2 separate regions of the Mus musculus genome follow, and region 1 is linked to region 2. The links are chromatin loops, found by intact Hi-C in ENCODE. Cell type or tissue: heart. All regions are shown on one strand.

Region 1 (8,000 bases), 110 kb after region 2:
CTCTGTCCCTCCCCCTCCCTCCCTCCCTCCCTCCCTCCCTCCCTCCCTCGAAACTGGAGAAGCAATATACTCAAGTTGCCTGAAGGGCAGGAAGCAGGAGCAAACTAAAGAGCAAGGGGTGGGGATGAGGCTCAGCCACAGAGTGTTTGCCTACCATACGAAAGGTCCCGAGTTTCAATTTTAGCACAAAAAAAAAAAAAAAAAAAAAAAAGGAGCTCAGAGTTTAATGAACAATAGTAAGGAGGAAAAGGAAAGAGACAACAAAAACCAAAACCAACGAACAAAACAACAAAAAAACCCACTTAGGTGGGACATGATAGCGGAGCGCCAGCTCTGCCCCTTCCTGGTCATAGGCTCAGACCATAGGAAGTTGCCTAGAATAACTATTTGGCCCAACCTCGTTACTCTACAGAAGGAAAGGATGCCAGAAACACATGGCTTGCTCAAGGTACACAGGCATTTGCTAAGCTAAATGTTAAATTAAGTAAGACCTTAAGTTCTCTTTTACCATGCAATGGCAGGTAGGCCTATTAAGGATCATTCAATCCTGGCTCTGTTTTCCATAGTCAGTGAATTGTAGTATATCAGGGTATGAAGGACATTCATTCATTCAACAGTAAGCACCCACTGAAACAAACGTAATGGCCAAAAGTTCCTGCTACTAAGCCTGATGACCTGAGTTTGATCTCCAGAGCCCACATGGTATAAGAAATAAACCAACTCCAGCAAGCTGTTTTCTATACGTGCACCATGGCATGCGCATGCCCATGCACACACAGTAAACAAATGCATTGGAAAGAAAGTTGCTCCCCCTAAAACTCCATAAGCTCCTATTATGCATCAAGCATTGTGCTTAATTCTAGGGACCCAATATTCAAGAAAACATGTTCTAAGGCTAGGCTCAGAATATGGACTGGCAACTGTCAAGTGTCTCATTCAGGCACTGCTTTCCAATAAATTAGAATTTGAGTAGCAAACCCAAATTGCTTGTATCATTTTTATTTTTCTGGTAGCTCCAATTAAAAAAGAGTGACAAGAAACATCTGAAATTAATTTTAATAATATATTGAATTAACTGAGTAGAGAGTTAAAACATTATCAGTTCCACATGTAACCAACATAAAATAGTTAATGAGATATTTAGAGTTCTCTTTTGGTTACAAGCGTTGAACATGCAATATGCATTTTCCAATTACAGCACACCTCAGTTGACACTAGCCACATCTTAAGTGTCCAATAGTCACATGTGACCAATGACTTTGATACTAGACACTATAGGTTCAAGGTAAATAACAATAGTTGTCCACTAACACCTAGCTTTGTCAAACACTAGGCCAATTTCCCCGTAGCCTCTTAATTTATAAATTCACAGCTTGTGAACATAACCGTGATATCTCATGTCACTTTGTGCTGCTATGAGAAAATACCCAAGACTCAGTAATTTATAAAATTAAAAATGTAATCTTTCTCAGTTCTGGAGGCAAAGTTCAGGCGGTTAGAGCCAGGTGTCTCAGCTTCCAAGAGGAAGCCTTCAATTCAGTGCGCTCTGAAGAGGAGGAAAATCTAGGGGCTGAGGGTGGGGGAGGAGATGGAGCAGGAGAGGGCCAACTGACTCCTCAGAGGCCTTTTAGAGCAGTACCAGCTTAGCCAGCTCCTCAAAAGTCTCCGCCTCTCAGAATGATTGCACTGGGGACAAGGTTCCTTTCAATTTTATTTTAGACATAATTATTTTTATTTTATGTGTATGGGTGTTTTGCCTGGATGTATGGTCTTTACGTGTTTACAGTGCCTCCTGAAGCCAGAAAGAAGGTGTCAGAACCCCTTGCTTGGCACTAGAGTTATAGTAGGGGCTTGGGAGCTGCTGCCGTGTGGGTACTGGGAATTAAACTCAGCAATCAGTGTTCTTCACACCTTAGCCACCCCCCCATGCCCTTTTAGGCCCTGTTTTAAACATTTTTGATAGTTTTCAGATAGTGCACTAGGAGATGGGTATCTTTGTGACATTTTCATTCATCTGTCATTATGCTTTGTGATTACTGCCTCCTTCATGTTCCTCCTGCCATCGTCTCTTCTTACTGGTTTCCTTCACCCCAAATAGTCCCCTCTTCTGCTTTCGTCTCTCAAATATTTCATTACCCTCCATCTGTTTAGACTTCTTCCTCCCTTCTCGTAGGCCCTGTTCTATGCCCTACACACAAGCGTGCAGCATCCTATCCCCAATACTTAACTGTAACGTGCAGGCTCGGGCAGAGGTGCTTATTTAAATCATTGAAACTGTGAAGCAAGTTGATAGAAACAGAGATAGGTGGGTTCCAGAATACATGACATCTTTTAATTTTTTATTAGTTGCTATTATTATATGTGAGAGGCAAACATAATGTTGTGTGCATGTCATGACACACATACAGAGGTCAAGGGACAGCTCTGTGAAGTCAGGTCTCCTTCTGCCTTTACTTTGGTTCCAAGGACTGAACTCAGGCCGTCAGGCTTGTATTACAGCGTGGACTTTACTTGCTGAGCCAAGCTTCCCAGCCCCAAAATACAGGCTATCTTAAGCCTTTGGCGATGTCCTGAATTTAACTATTTGTAACATGTCCTAAGTCACTTTAGCCAGTAATCAAGAGGACCAGTATCCACAACAGCTTTGCTATTATTGGTGTTAGAAGCTCCATGCCAATTAAAGAGGGAAAAACCAAAATCGGGGAGGCTCCGTTTTTCCTGGTAAACAAGTCTAGATAGTACCTAGAAGCCCAGTTCAAGCGTCTGCTTCAGGACACTAAATTATTTCAAATTAGCTCATCAGAGGAAAACCAGAATTTTAATGTAGGTTCACAAGATCTAAGGAACACAAATGAATCAACAAAGAAACAGTGGCATCTGTTAATCTGAAGGGTTTTAAGGTCTTCAATCTTAGCCTAGGACAATGCTATCAGTATAGTAACTTTAGAATTAGGGTCTTATCCTGGACCTTCAATCCCCTTCGTATGAAAAGGACCTTTGTATCTGGCTTTTATTTTCTTCAACTATTTCTGCTTATTTGCTGCCAGTGTTCACGGAGAGGCTCTTGGCATCTGTCATTTCCTACCAAGCAAGATCAGTATCATTCGCAGAGCATAACAGACAGCACAAAACAACATCACCAAGTGACTTGCTACCTGCCTGCCTTCTTGTGTGAGAAGGATACGTTTTAAGAACCCACCATTTTGAGATTTCGGAATACATTCTAAGTGGGCTCACATTTCGTTCTGTTCCCAGGGTTAAAGATAATCTTAGTTCTATTTTTTTTCTTCCTTCAACTCATTGAGGAGGAAGTGATTTGCCTAATTGCTTACTACAATGGGAAGCGTCTGAAGTCATGTCTAGTATGCAGAGCATTTCCAGGTATTTCCTGGTTTTGAAAAGTCCCACGTGTTTCGTGGTGTTATGGCTAGACAACAGATCTTAGGTCCTTGCTCCAGTGGATATTTTGACCTTAATCTCTCATATCAGTTAAGACAAGAATTTGTAAGGTCTGTTTGTTTGTTTTGTTTTGTTTTGTTTTGTTTTTCTTTTTTGAAGGCTACCATACTTTTCCAGGTCAGGGAATTTCGTGAGCATAAAACATAGTGTGTCTCTGCTTTCTCTTTTTATGATCACATATAGTCAAGAAAAAATTATTCTCATTCCTCAACTCATGTTGGGTCCCAATTCCAGTATGATTATGTCTACCATTCCAGTCCTACCTATGTGTCACCTCCAAATCTGAAAATAGGGTTTGACAGTGACGAGTGTGCCCTCTGCTGACCGGATGTCTCCTCTGCAGTCATGGCCACAAAATCCACTGCCTCAGTTACCTGACAGAACCATTAAACAGAGAGGAGACATGGATACCAGCTCTTGCAAAGCGTCACCTCCAATGCCCTTCATCCGTCCTTATAATAAGAAAATTCTGTTGTTTTCACTCTAGAAGTTTTCAAGTTGTGAATTTCTACCAATTTAGCCACAAAAGTACATTTCTAGTACTTACCAGTCTCCCACCTGACAAAAAGCTATACCGTATAAACAGCACTGTCAGAGCACGCTATAATTCAGCACAATAACAAGCTTTTAAAGCAGGGTTTTAAAAGAACTCTTTTTCTGGGAGCATGAAAAGTAATTAGAAATACATTTTGAGTCCTTCCTAGATCCTCGGCTCTCCTGGGGTATGCTTTAGGATGCGTCACTTTTCTCACACGCCTCCTCCCCCCCACCCCCGCCCCCACCAGAGCTGCCGTGTGAGCCTGTGTCTCATTCTCAAGTCTTTTCAGCTGGAGGCCTCCTGCGCCTTCCCAGCTTTCTACCCGGGCCTCTCCCTTCCCACTCCTTTTCTTTCCGTCTTTCTTTCTTCCCTGCCGGAGATCAAGAGAGGCACCTCCAAGGTTACATGCAACCCCACAGGAAGAGACCTTGGCTGGGATACTGGAGTATATTTGCCACCTGCAGAGAAGTGCAGCCACCAGAGGGACAAACACCAACCCACTTGAAAGCCTTCAGTTCTTGGGCCTATTTGCCTATGGGATCAGGGTAGGGTGGGGGTGGGCTGCAATGTCATGGCTGTCTTCACACGTTCTCAAACCATCTCGTGGGAGGAGACCGACCCACAGTTTGCCTTGAAGTTCTAACTCTGTGAATTTTGGATTCTCCTCCAAAGTTCAGGCTTTGAGAGGTCAGGAAAGCGATCCTGACTCCCTGGGGGTTGGGAGGAGCAAACGCCTGTGGATAAGATTCAGATTGAGGCAGGACAAGGACCAGAAGGATCACCCGAAGTACCCAGTATGATGGAATAAACCCAGGACCAGCCAGAGAGAAGCTCTAGAATGCTTCTGAAAACTGAATACTTCCGAATAAACAGACCCTGAATATTCATTCAACCCTAAGACGGGGAAAGAAGGGTTCCCAGTGTCACAGTACCAACTACCAAGTGGCCAGGGACCACTACTTTGAACCCCTGGCGTTGTTGGGGGTTGGGGGGGGGCACTGCTTCCAAACCTAAGAAAGGAGACTACAGAGTCCATGTTAGGAATTTTGAGGATGAACCAAGCTTCAAGAGTGGTGGTGAATCCAGAAAACGTTAACTACATTCTCGATTACCTGCTCAAGTCAGAGTCTGGTTTATGCTTATTTAGAAGCTGGGAAAAGATCGTCTGGAAAAAGGTTAGCATCATTTGGTTTGGTGAGGAAACAGGGTAGATTATACAAAGGGGCTGTTGGGAATGAGGAGGAGGGAGAAGGGGTTGGGCGGGTGGGTGTTGGTGGCTGGGGCTTCGTTCTGAATTAGAACTTCTGTCTCTGGGGTTTTCAAGGACAGTTAGAGGAGAAACCGGACTCCCCTGCAACTCCAAGGACTGGCTTGTAAACTTAGTACAGTTGTTCCTTGGTTAGAGGTTTCATACGTTTGGTGAGCACATTTGGCAACCTACGCGCGAGGGGAGGGGGGTAGATAGGGAGCTATGGGCGGAGAGTCAATGTGTGCCCGCGGGGTGGGGGTGCCGCTAAGTCCTGGTGTGGCTATACGCATGAATCGTGCCCAAGCATTTTGTGCCACCCCCACCCGTTTTTAACAGATGTTTCTGAAAGGTCCCTGGGGGAATTTCAGGTCCACTTTCCTCATAGGAAACCTGAAGTGTCTGGAGCTCTGAGAACTGTGCCGCACCCCCATCTCCCAGGCTTGTTTGGGTTTGCGATAGGTTTCTTTCTGTTGCCGGCTCCCCACCTGCGCCAGATCCGCTTCCCACCCTTGCCGCTCCATCCTCCTGGCCCTACAGGAGCTAGAGTTGTCCCAGACCTCAACTTGAACCAAAACCCCGTGCCCCTTCGCCCTCACTACCTGTATTTCTGGATTCTCCAGAACCCTAGGCTGGCCGCTATGAATGTGTTGTGTGGCTCAGTGTTGATGCAATACAATGGCACCGTGAACGCGGAAAAATAAATAGAAGGACAGGGCATATGACTCTCCGTAGTGAAGTCTTCGAATAAATAAGAGGCTGAGTTTTCACTGTTGAATGTAAATTCCTTTGAAGTGGAACTAATCATTTCAAGATAGTTCACGTTGTCCTAACAACGCGGGTGAATGGCAAGGACCCTTCTTTTTGTTAAAGATATGTTTTCTTTCTTTCAGTCAAAACTGATGATGATACCCCTTTCACGCTCTGTCCTCCAGGATCGTAAATCTCCACTCCCAGCTACCCAACCAAACCATACTTTCAGAAGCCAAGGCCCCGCGGGTGACCGCTTTCAGGAGCGACTCGAGTGCACTAGTTTCACGTCCACTTGTCCCCTGCCAACCCCCAGTGGGTCCCGGCACTAGAAGCCCACTGGGGTCCACTTCCCGGCCGTAGGGGGCGCTGCGTCCAGGGAACTGCGGAGGAGCCAGACTGCGCTGGCAGCTGCCTACTGGATGGGAAAAGTTCTGGGACACACAGATTGCAATTAAACACCAGCAGGATAGATATGGTGACTCCCACACCTTCCAAGTCCCTTGTTAGTGTTTCCCTAGCCTCGGGAATGTGAAAACTTGCAGAAAAGCTGTGTTCTTCTAGCCTGCACTTATAAAGTAGCCAATGCTTACTTACTCTGGGGAGAAAAGGTCACTCCCAAACAATCCAGTCCAGCCAAACCGTTCAGATTTTAACTTTTTTCTCCCAACGGGAGCTTCCTTTAACAATCCCGAAAACCGTTGCGGCCCGTGCCCCTGGCCTCCCCGCCTAAAGGCTTGTAGCCTGCCCCTCTTTCGACGTCCTGGGACCTCGAGGCCACGGTTTATGCCCCCAAAGAAGGGGGCGGGCTGAATTTCCGCGGCCTAAGAAAGTACTCTGGAGGTGAACAAAAGTTACTTCTAGTTCACCTACTCAGAGAAGTGGAGGTGTGGGGAGAGCGCTCCAAAGAGCGCCGTGAGCCCACTCTTGGACCCTAGGGATGCTAAACCTAGGACTCGGGTGGGTAGCTGGCTTCCCCGTGGGTAGCTCTCATTCTTCAGCCCACCGAAACAAACAAACAAACAAACAAAACCAAAAAAACAAAACCAAAAAACGAGCAAAAGTGAAATGCTTCGGCAAACGAAAGTAACTGATCCGAACAGTGACAGGATTAGGTCGGCGCTGGACCGGTCCCTAGAGGAGCGGGGTGAGCGGAGTCTCTCCAAAGAAACTGGGCACTTGGTTCCCAGCTTCAGTCAGGGCCAGGATTGGATTCCTGGAGGCCTAGCCCAAGCTTCACTCATTCCCTTTTTCGACGCTCTAGAGCACTATCCTGTGACAAGTGAAGGGGATTCCTAAATTCTCATTTATTCCCTTTGCGTCGCGTCTTGCGTCTGTAGAAAAGAACAAGGCCCTGGTCCGGGTCCTAATGTGGACCCTTAGCATTTGCTTGGGTTTTAAGCTCTTCTCTGCATTGCGGAGGCGGTGTGTGTGTGTGTGTGTGTGTGTGTGTGTGTGTGTGTTTTCAGAGGCAGTTTGCTCCTGACTAGAGATCTTTTAATACATGAAGCCCGTGCAGCCTTAATAAAGCCAGCGAACCAGGATGGGAGGGCCATCCCTCGCTCCCCCCCCACCCCCCCACTCCCCGCGGTCTAGGTGGCGTCCTACTGCCTGGCCCAGTCAGCACCGCCGCTCTTGCCCCGCTGTACGTACCTTGCCAACAAAGAGAATCTAATTTAGTGGACCCTCAGGATGTCAGTCAGGGGAAACAACTTGGAGAGAGTTCACCAGCTGGGCTACTCCGACGAAGTTGGAGCCGGTCTTTGGCTTAGCTTGTGTTCTGATTACAGAAGCGACTGCTTCTTTCTTTGAAACAAAACGAAACAAAGATTCAAAACTCGACTGCAAGACGTTCTGCTGCTAACTCCGAGAAATGAACTGGGCCCTGCAGCTGCTTCTACGCTGTCCTTTTATGTCCCATACTCAGAGTTATCCTGTAAAATATTTGGATGGCTTTCGGGATTAGCGTTGTTTTTGTTTGTTTGTTTGTTTGTTTATTATTTATTT
Region 2 (8,000 bases):
GATGAGGTGGCCACAGAAAGCTCAAGCCCTGGCGAGCTCCGTTAGAGCTTCCCAGTAAACAACTGATTGTTCCCTCTACTCTCTTCCCCCTCCCAACTCAGCTCTCTCCTTCTCGACCCCCCTCCACCCCCATCCTCAAAAGGGGTTCAAGGTGTCAGTGCTGGAGCAAATCGGATTTAACGTGAAGGATAGAGGGTTGGCAGCGCGGGCGCTTCCGTTCTGCGGCCCGGTATCAGGCCGAATGTTTACAAACCGCCGACCGCTAATAAAGAGGTAATTACCTTCATGTGTTTGCGCAGGGAGCTCGGGTGTGTGTAGGACTTGTCGCACACTTTACAGATATAGGGCTTGTCCGAGGTGTGCACATGCATGTGCTTCTTGCGGTCGCTGCTGTTGGCAAACCGTCTGTCACAGCCTTCGAATTCACATTTGAAAGGTTTCTCACCTGCAAAAGGCAAAAATGCAAAATAGGGGGAGGGAGAGAATATAGTTAAACCCAGAAACTTCTCAGAGTGGTGAGCGGGAGATTGAAAAGTCCGGTGGTCTTTCTGCAGAGGGGAAGCGCGGACAGTGGAAGGACATAGCATCTGTTTTCCCCGGAGGGGGAAAAAAAAACCATAGCTTTGATTGAGCTGACTGAGTTGGGGAGTGGTGATCTTAGGCAGGGGTAGAGTAGGGCCGGCCCAGAACCCGAACATCCATCCCTTTGTTCTCTCAGGAGCAGAAAGCTGGGGGGGGGGTCGTCAGAAGTTTACCCTAAGTTGTGCTTCCACTCCAAAGAACCAGGGCTCCCAATGTGCGGGCACATAACACCACCACCTCAGCAGTGTAACCAAGCTGGGTAGGACAATGGGCCGGGAATGGGACAGTCCTATCCGTCCCCTTCTTTGTGTCTTTTCATTTGCCTCTTTCAAATGTAGCGGTTTTGCTAAGCCTGGTAGTCTTACTAATTTTCGGAAAAAGAGAACACTACATAAATCCGGGGACTACACACACTTTTACAAGAGATGCTGAGCAAGCCACAGAAACCAGTGCCTTCTCTACTTTATCTTTCCTCCAAAGAACTAAACAACCTGGAACTCCAAATAAAAATAGTTTGACAAAAGTATCAGTCATTTAATTAGGAGATATGCCAATCAAGTGTAAAAAAGAACGGAAGTAACCAAAGTTAGTTTTCATTAGCATTTCTATGGTTGCCTTCCCCGAATGTGTTCAGAGAGCTAAGTCGCTTGTAAGCAATATACTCCCAACACATTCGGAGTCTCTTCTTAGTAACCCAGAAAAGAACACAAAAAGAGGTGGCGCCAGTTGGTTCCTGGGCGCGAGAAGGTCCCAATTAGTTCCTGAGACCACAGCAGTCTGCTCAGGAACTTAGAACTCGGCAAAAGCGCCGCAGGTTCCTGGGGGGTGAGGGGTGGAGAGGCTGTGACAGCGCTTGGTACTGAAAGGTCTCGGCGGGGCGCCGCCCCTCGGCTTGGCCTCCACCCCTCTCCCTCTCTGGCTGTTCAGTCTGCTTGGTGGCAGGGTGCCCCTGGGGAGACCCGCGCCCACCTGTCTGCTCCCCCTTACCTGTATGGGTCCTCTTGTGGATCTTGAGGTTCTCAGAGCGGGCAAAAATCTTCCCGCAGCCCGGGAAGGGACACGGGAAGGGTTTCTCGCCAGTGTGCACTCGGATATGGTTGACCAGTTTGTACTTCGCCTTGAAGGACTTGCCTTCGCGGGGACATTCCTCCCAATAGCAGACGTGGTTGTTCTGCTCCGGGCCCCCCACATGCTCCATGGTAACATGCGTAACCAACTCATGCATGGTGCTGAAGGTCCGGTCGCAGCTCTTCTTGGGCCGGCTCAGCTGAGCCTCCTCGATCCACTTACAGGACAGCTCCTGCTTGATGGGCTGCCGCATGTAACGGAAGAAGGCGCCCGGCCCGTGGTGGGCCGCCACGTTCACGCCCATGTTCATGTTCATGGGGCTATAGTTAGGGAACTGCGCACTGGCCGCGTAGGGGTCCGTGCGCGGGCTAGCCACGGGGCGGTATGGGTCTGCACGGCCAAATAGCTCCCCGCGCAGCCCCAGATGGACCTGGTTGTTGTCCACGTGCCCTGTGGGCGACGGGTGCCCAGCGCCCTGCTCATGAAGCCCAGGAAAGAGCAAGTAGCTAGGAGGCTCAGGAATACCAGCTGGAGCGTGAAGACTGCTCGCCGAGCCAGCGAAAAGCCCGTGCTGCCCGCCCCCGGAGGCTGCCTCGCTGAGCCCAGAACCGCGCTGACGGAACAGAAAGTCGCGCGTGGAGTTGAAAGCGGCGGAGGCAGCGCCGCCGTAGGTGGGCACCTGGCTGGCGTGATGGTGGTGATGGTGGTGGTGATGGTGGCCCAGGGCATTGGCATAACCTGAACCCTGCGGTGTGAACGCTGAGCTCTGGCCCGAAGACAGATCGTGAGCGGTGGCTGGGCTCAGCTTGAAGGCAGCGGCGGCAGCGGCGGCGGCCGCAGCGTGGGTTGAGTCCCCGAAGGGATTCAATCCCATGCCTGCAGGCTCGCGGTTGGGCATCTCGTGGTGGCGCGGAGCACCGAAGCTGCCCACTCCCAACCCAGGGAACTGCGGGCCTCCGTCCAGGAGCATCGTCATAGGTAGGGTGTTCTGGACACAGAAGATCCGGCCGAAGTGAGCAAGGGTGCAGGCGAAGGAGATCCCTGAAGGGCCGTAGTCGGAAAGGGATGGCGGCGGTTGAACACTGCCTGGAGACCCCCTAGGCGCTACCCGGAGCTGCAACTTTCCTAGGCTGCGAGAGTCTCCTGCAGAGGGACGGGAGGGAGGAGGGGAAGAAAAAGGATTGGGGGGAGGGCGATGGGAGAGGAGGAGGGAGGAGAAGGGAGGAGAAAAGACTCTAGGACTAAATCTGCTTAACAAACTAACAGGAGCGCACAAAGAAAAATAAGCAAAATAATAAGTGGAGGGCGGGGTTTGTCAATCCTGTCCCGGACACCCCTCCTCTACTCAAGAGCGCGGAACCACGGGGCCAGAGGCTCCTCGGGTCCCGGCTTTCAGGAGCAACTGCACCAAGAAGCAGAGGCGGAACGTGGCCAGAGGGCAGGCAGCCTGCAGTAAGCAGGCTCGAACCTCACTGCTCGCTTCGCGAGTCCAAGCCTCTTCACCTCCAGAGTAATGTCCTTGGACTGATAAAGTCAATCACTCACTCCTCGCACATAAACCGAGCGGGAGGCTGGGCAGCGCGCACCAATGGGGAGCCAGCTGGCCTGAGATCACCTGACCCCCGGCCCTGTCGCCCATTGGCCACCGACACAATGATTGGCAGCGCGAAGCGGAGAACATGGCAGCCGCTGCCGGGCGACCCCAGCTGATTGGGTAGCTGCGGAGCGCCCGGCAGGTGAGGCAGCCGCTGCTCAGCGTCCCTGAAAGGGATCCGCCGGGTTTGCGAGGCTGTGGGGAACTGGGGCCAGGCTTCCGCAAGCGGCGGGACAGAGCTGAGCCTCTCCCTGGCTTGGCCCTGCTCTAAGCCGGCAGCAAGCACCCCTCGCACGCTCTGTACCCGCCTAGACTAAAGAAACTCTTTGACCCAAGAAGATACTTGTCGTTGCCGTTCCCTTTCGGTCCAGAAGACACTGTGGTACCCACTTGGGACCCTGCTGCCTCACCACCTTGAGAACGTTTTCCTTCCGTAGGTACCGAGAACAAATTCCCGCATGAGTGGGGCAAATCTGTGTTCCTGATCAGCTGTGGCTTTCACCCCACACCCCATTAGATTATAAACCCAGGCCGGTTCAGTTTCTTCCCTGCCTGTGCCCCAAACTAGAGGTAGCTGTCCACTGCCCAAACTAGAAGAAACGATAGCTCATAGAGCCTACTAACGGTAATTCGGAGTCAGACTGTGACCGTGTGGTCTGTGATTAGCGGCTGTACTCACTGCTTCTCAGCAACATCCCCTTGTCCCGTGATAGAACAGACAACAATACAACAGCCATGTACAACACAACCTAAGCAAATAGCAGGAAACACGAATGAAACACAGAAAGCAAGCACACCTCCTGAAAGACGCAGAACATACTAAATAAAGTAAGCAACACAGTATCAACACTAAACAAAGCACAGAGAGCATATAGACACATACCAGAAACAAGCATAGATGCTAAATTAATGTGTAAGAACACAGCCTATGTATACAAAACACAGAGTAAAAACATACTAGACAGTGACTGTGCTTTTCGTGTGGCTGGAGCAACAAGCTTTGAATACTCAACATTCTGAAATGCCGAAGTGTTAAAAGGACAACAGGGAATGGAATTTTCCTCCCCTCTTAACATCCCGGGCTTTGCTCTCTTCTATGCCTATCCAGTGAAGCACCTAGTGACTCAGGGAAGCAGTCAGTCCCTCAAGGAATTGCTTTCCAGGGAACTGTGCTGGAGTGGCCTCTTTACCCACCACTCTTCCCCCTGGTGAGAGGTTTTTTGTTTTTGTTTTTTTTTTTTGTTGTTGTTGTTGTTTTTTGTATTTTTTCCCCCTCTGAACAAAATGACCAGAAGCAGGGTTATAAATCCACCCATGATTTGTGCGGCAAAGCACTAGCAAAGGGTGGAAGAAAGTGAGTGGGAAGAAAAGACTGAGAGGTGGCTGGGATTGTCACATCCCAAGCAGGGCAAAGCCTCTAAAAGTCTATGCCTTGAGGCAGGCTCACAGCCTGGCCGCCATCTCTCTGTAGCAAACAACAACTGATCAAGTTCAGAGGCGCCAGGAGAGACCGCCTCAAGCAGCGCGTTAGAACTGCAGCTTTTCCGGTTCTGCCCTCCTCCTATCTGACTGATCTGGCCAACACCTCACCTTCTAAGATAGTTTGCGGAGAGAAGGTGCTACTGGCACATCTTATAGTAAGTCACCCCTTCACAGCCAATTCACCCCAATCTCACTCCACATTTAGAGCCCACTCCCCAGATTGCAAGGTGAGAGTGCACTGATGACTTTTAAATTATTGCATTTACCGAAAACAAGCTCTTAAAAAAAAAAAAAAGAAACCTCTCTTCTCCCTCTACAGAGTTTCTTTGCGGGTGGAGTGGGGAGTTTTAGAGAAATATACAAATATACTTAAATCATGCAAATGAATTCCGTGGAGTCAGGTTTGCAAAAAAGGTTGGTTTGCTTTTCTTCCTTTTTCCCTTTGTCTTATTTTTCCTTAATTTCCTTCTGAGCATCCCAGTACCTCTCCTCACCCCTACCACCCCAAGACGTCTAGCTGCTTAGTAAAAAGTTTGGATCCTGTCAGCTTGGAGACTCAGGGAAAGCAGCTGTCCCGCTACCGCTGCTGCAAGAGTTTCCCGGCAGTCCCTGCAGATACCCGGATAAGCGAGGGTCTAGAAGGATTGGAAGTCTGAGCAAGCTACCCGGCAATGGCTTGGAGAAGAGGGTTGGTAGTTGGGGACTAGCATTCCTCTTTTTGGGGAGGAGTCTCGAACGCAGGGCAAGGGGATGCTGCCGCCGCTGACCTACCGGGTACCGAGTGTCCGTTTTGATGCGGCCACATTCCGATAATTAATTGCCTCCAGCACGTGCTCTGCAGTCCCTGGAACAAAAAGGCATAATTCAATTAGATCATCAACCGAGAAGTGGGAAGGTGGGAAGGGGGAGGGGTGAGTCCCAGTTAAGGGGCAGACCTGAGGCGGTTCAGCTAGGCCAAAACCCAGGCAGAGGAGCTCTTCCCAAGGCAGCCAGGCCCCTTAGGAGTGCAGTTGTTCAGTGAGGCTCAGGGGTTCCAGATATTTCCCAAAGGATGAGACTGGGGACTCTATGAGCAGCAGGGCACAAGGAGACCATTTCGAATTCTGTTGTGGTTGGTATGGGTGGGAGTTTCCATATTTGGGGAGGGGAAGCCCTGACTCTTAGTCGCGATGGAAAGCAGTATGTCTCCAGTTGTAGCAAGTCACCGCATGAAAAAAATCAAGTTCCCTGCGCCTCACAGAACGCCTCACAGTGTTGTTGGGCAAGAGAAAAGTTAACTTTTCTCAGGACTTGCAGCTTCTCTCTCAAGTTGCTTTTTTGGAAGGAGACTCTGGGAAAGACTTGCGGTGGGGGGTGGACCTAGAGCTTTGGGGAGCTGAGTCCAAGAGCCAGCCGAGTGGCGACTAGAAAGAGCAAAAACTTCCCCCATACAGAAGCTAGGGCCAGAGGTGGAAAGCATTCTTAGTCGTGTCCCCTCCCCTCCCCCTCTCCCAGGTGCAGGAAGGAATCATGGCGTCAGACAGGACCACTCGAACCTGGGTCGTGGTTCTTATTTTCCACTATAACCGAAGCTCCCTCAGCAACTTTGGCTTACTGGGGTTTACATGTGTATTAGGCAGCCTAAATTAACCAATAAATCTCTTTTATGTGTCCCCCAGTTGTATGTGGTCTGGTCTAAATATCCACATGTCTGCATGGATAGGAAATATAATAGGATCCTTTCCCTCACACTGAGTTCAAACAGTAAAGGGAGAAAAGATTATTTTTTATACCCAAATCTAAAGCAATAAATAAAATCAGAGAAGCCTATCATTGCCAAACGAGCAAGGCTTTTGAGTCTGAGTCTTTGTAGAACCTATCTTGGAGGAGGAGGAGAGAGAAAAAGGACCGCTGTGAGGGGCAACAGGGTAGAACTGGCTTCTCCATAGACCCCAGAGCCTCAGTAGGCAGCACTTTGCCCTTCTTCCCTTCCAGTCGCCTCAAAAAAACAAAACATGTGCCGCACATTGTGTTATCATGCAGTGTTTTTTAAAAAATTCTGTAGCGGACACGAAATGATCCTAAGTCAGAGACCTAGCAATTTTCTTTAAGTCCAAGGGAAACACTGCGGTCTTTTCTTCTGTTTTATATTTAGAAAAGACTTGCAATCTAACACTCACAACATTTTAAAGACCCTTTAAACCCAGCAAGCGGATTTCCGTTCTGCCAATGCTTCCTGATTTATTTCAATAAATGAATCTTTGAATCCAGGAAGGGAATTATTCCAAGACGCTGAATTTGGTGCCCCTGATTCTCCCCAATGGAGTACAAAGTATTTCTCGTTGAAACGTGTCCCTGAAACTCACCATTTTTCAAAGGTTTTTTTGTTGTTGTTATTTTTATTTTTCTGGTAAATGACAATTTCTTTACATAAATCTCCACCCTCTCTTCAGAGTCCCAGATCTTTTAAAAAGAAAGAAAAAAAAAAAACAAGAAGAAGAAGAAAGAGAAAAGGGGGTAAACCCGCAAATGGCAATAAAAAAATGAAGGAAGAAGAAAATAAGGGTAAGAATGTGTTTAACTCGCCTTTATTTATATGCTAAGATAAAGCTCTTAATTGGCCTCAGCGGCAGAGCTGAGCGGACTCTGGGACCTGCGGCCACACTCACCAGGCGCTCTCTGAGCTCCAGCTTTTACTGACTCCCCCAGTTTTCACTACAGTCTGGTCATCTGGCAAATATTTTAAAAGTCCTAAATACCTTTAAAATTAATAGAGAATCAACAGATAGGTATTGTTAATCAACCTTTTCCCCTCCTTAAAAAATTGTTTTGTCTTTGTCCTATGCAGTTTCAAGACACATTGCTGCTCAAGGTAATGAAATGCCAACAAGGCAGGGCTGAGACTCTTCACTGCACTTGTCAATCAGGGCTGTACAGATAGATATATACCCTTGAACTTCGGAGATCCAGGTTGCAGTAAATGGGGCTAAACTTGGAGACACAAGGCAGGCACTTAAAGCAAGGCTATGAAAATCCACTTCAGATCAAGCAGGTAGTTCCCGAAGTCCAGGAGACTGAGGAGGCAGTACTCATGAGCCCAGCCTGGTGAAAGGTTCCAGATAAATGATGATCCTGTCTCCTTAGGTGCTGTCACCAAAGAGCTCCTTTATACCTCCAAGAGGTACCCAATTGTTTGTCTCCAGTAGCCATGTGGCTTGGATGTCAAAAAGGACAAGTCACATTGAAAAAGAATTCCCTTTTTTTTTTTTTTTTTTTTTTGAGACCAGAATGCCTT

The links. A loop is a pair of places that touch in the nucleus more often than their neighbours do. Peaks named below come from ENCODE experiments on the same cell type or tissue, not always from the same donor. Only the 100,000 strongest peaks of a DNase experiment are listed, where the experiment ranks them.
Region 1: a loop joins it to region 2, with 5 times the contacts of the local background. A loop is called at or near these places in 10 of 42 quality-filtered maps.

What each region holds. Positions count from the first base shown.
Region 1 is chrX:57,919,816-57,927,815 of GRCm38, reverse strand. No RefSeq gene overlaps it. Among named protein-coding and RNA genes, the nearest start is that of Gm39517, 60 kb to the right of the region's middle. In heart, a CTCF peak has its summit at 3,785 (motif pointing left); no DNase peak of the experiment used is centred here; H3K4me3 peaks cover 2,410 bases; H3K27me3 peaks cover 2,456 bases.
Region 2 is chrX:58,025,807-58,033,806 of GRCm38, reverse strand. It overlaps Zic3 (zinc finger protein of the cerebellum 3), which reads right to left and starts at 3,179. Exons shown (of 3, transcript NM_009575.2): 1 at 1,570-3,179; 2 at 282-445. The coding sequence starts at 2,626. RefSeq lists enhancers at 3,174-3,203, 3,346-3,376 and a cis regulatory region at 3,356-3,364. In heart, no CTCF peak of the experiment used is centred here; a DNase peak (open chromatin) is centred at 3,256; H3K4me3 peaks cover 3,273 bases; H3K27me3 peaks cover 6,003 bases.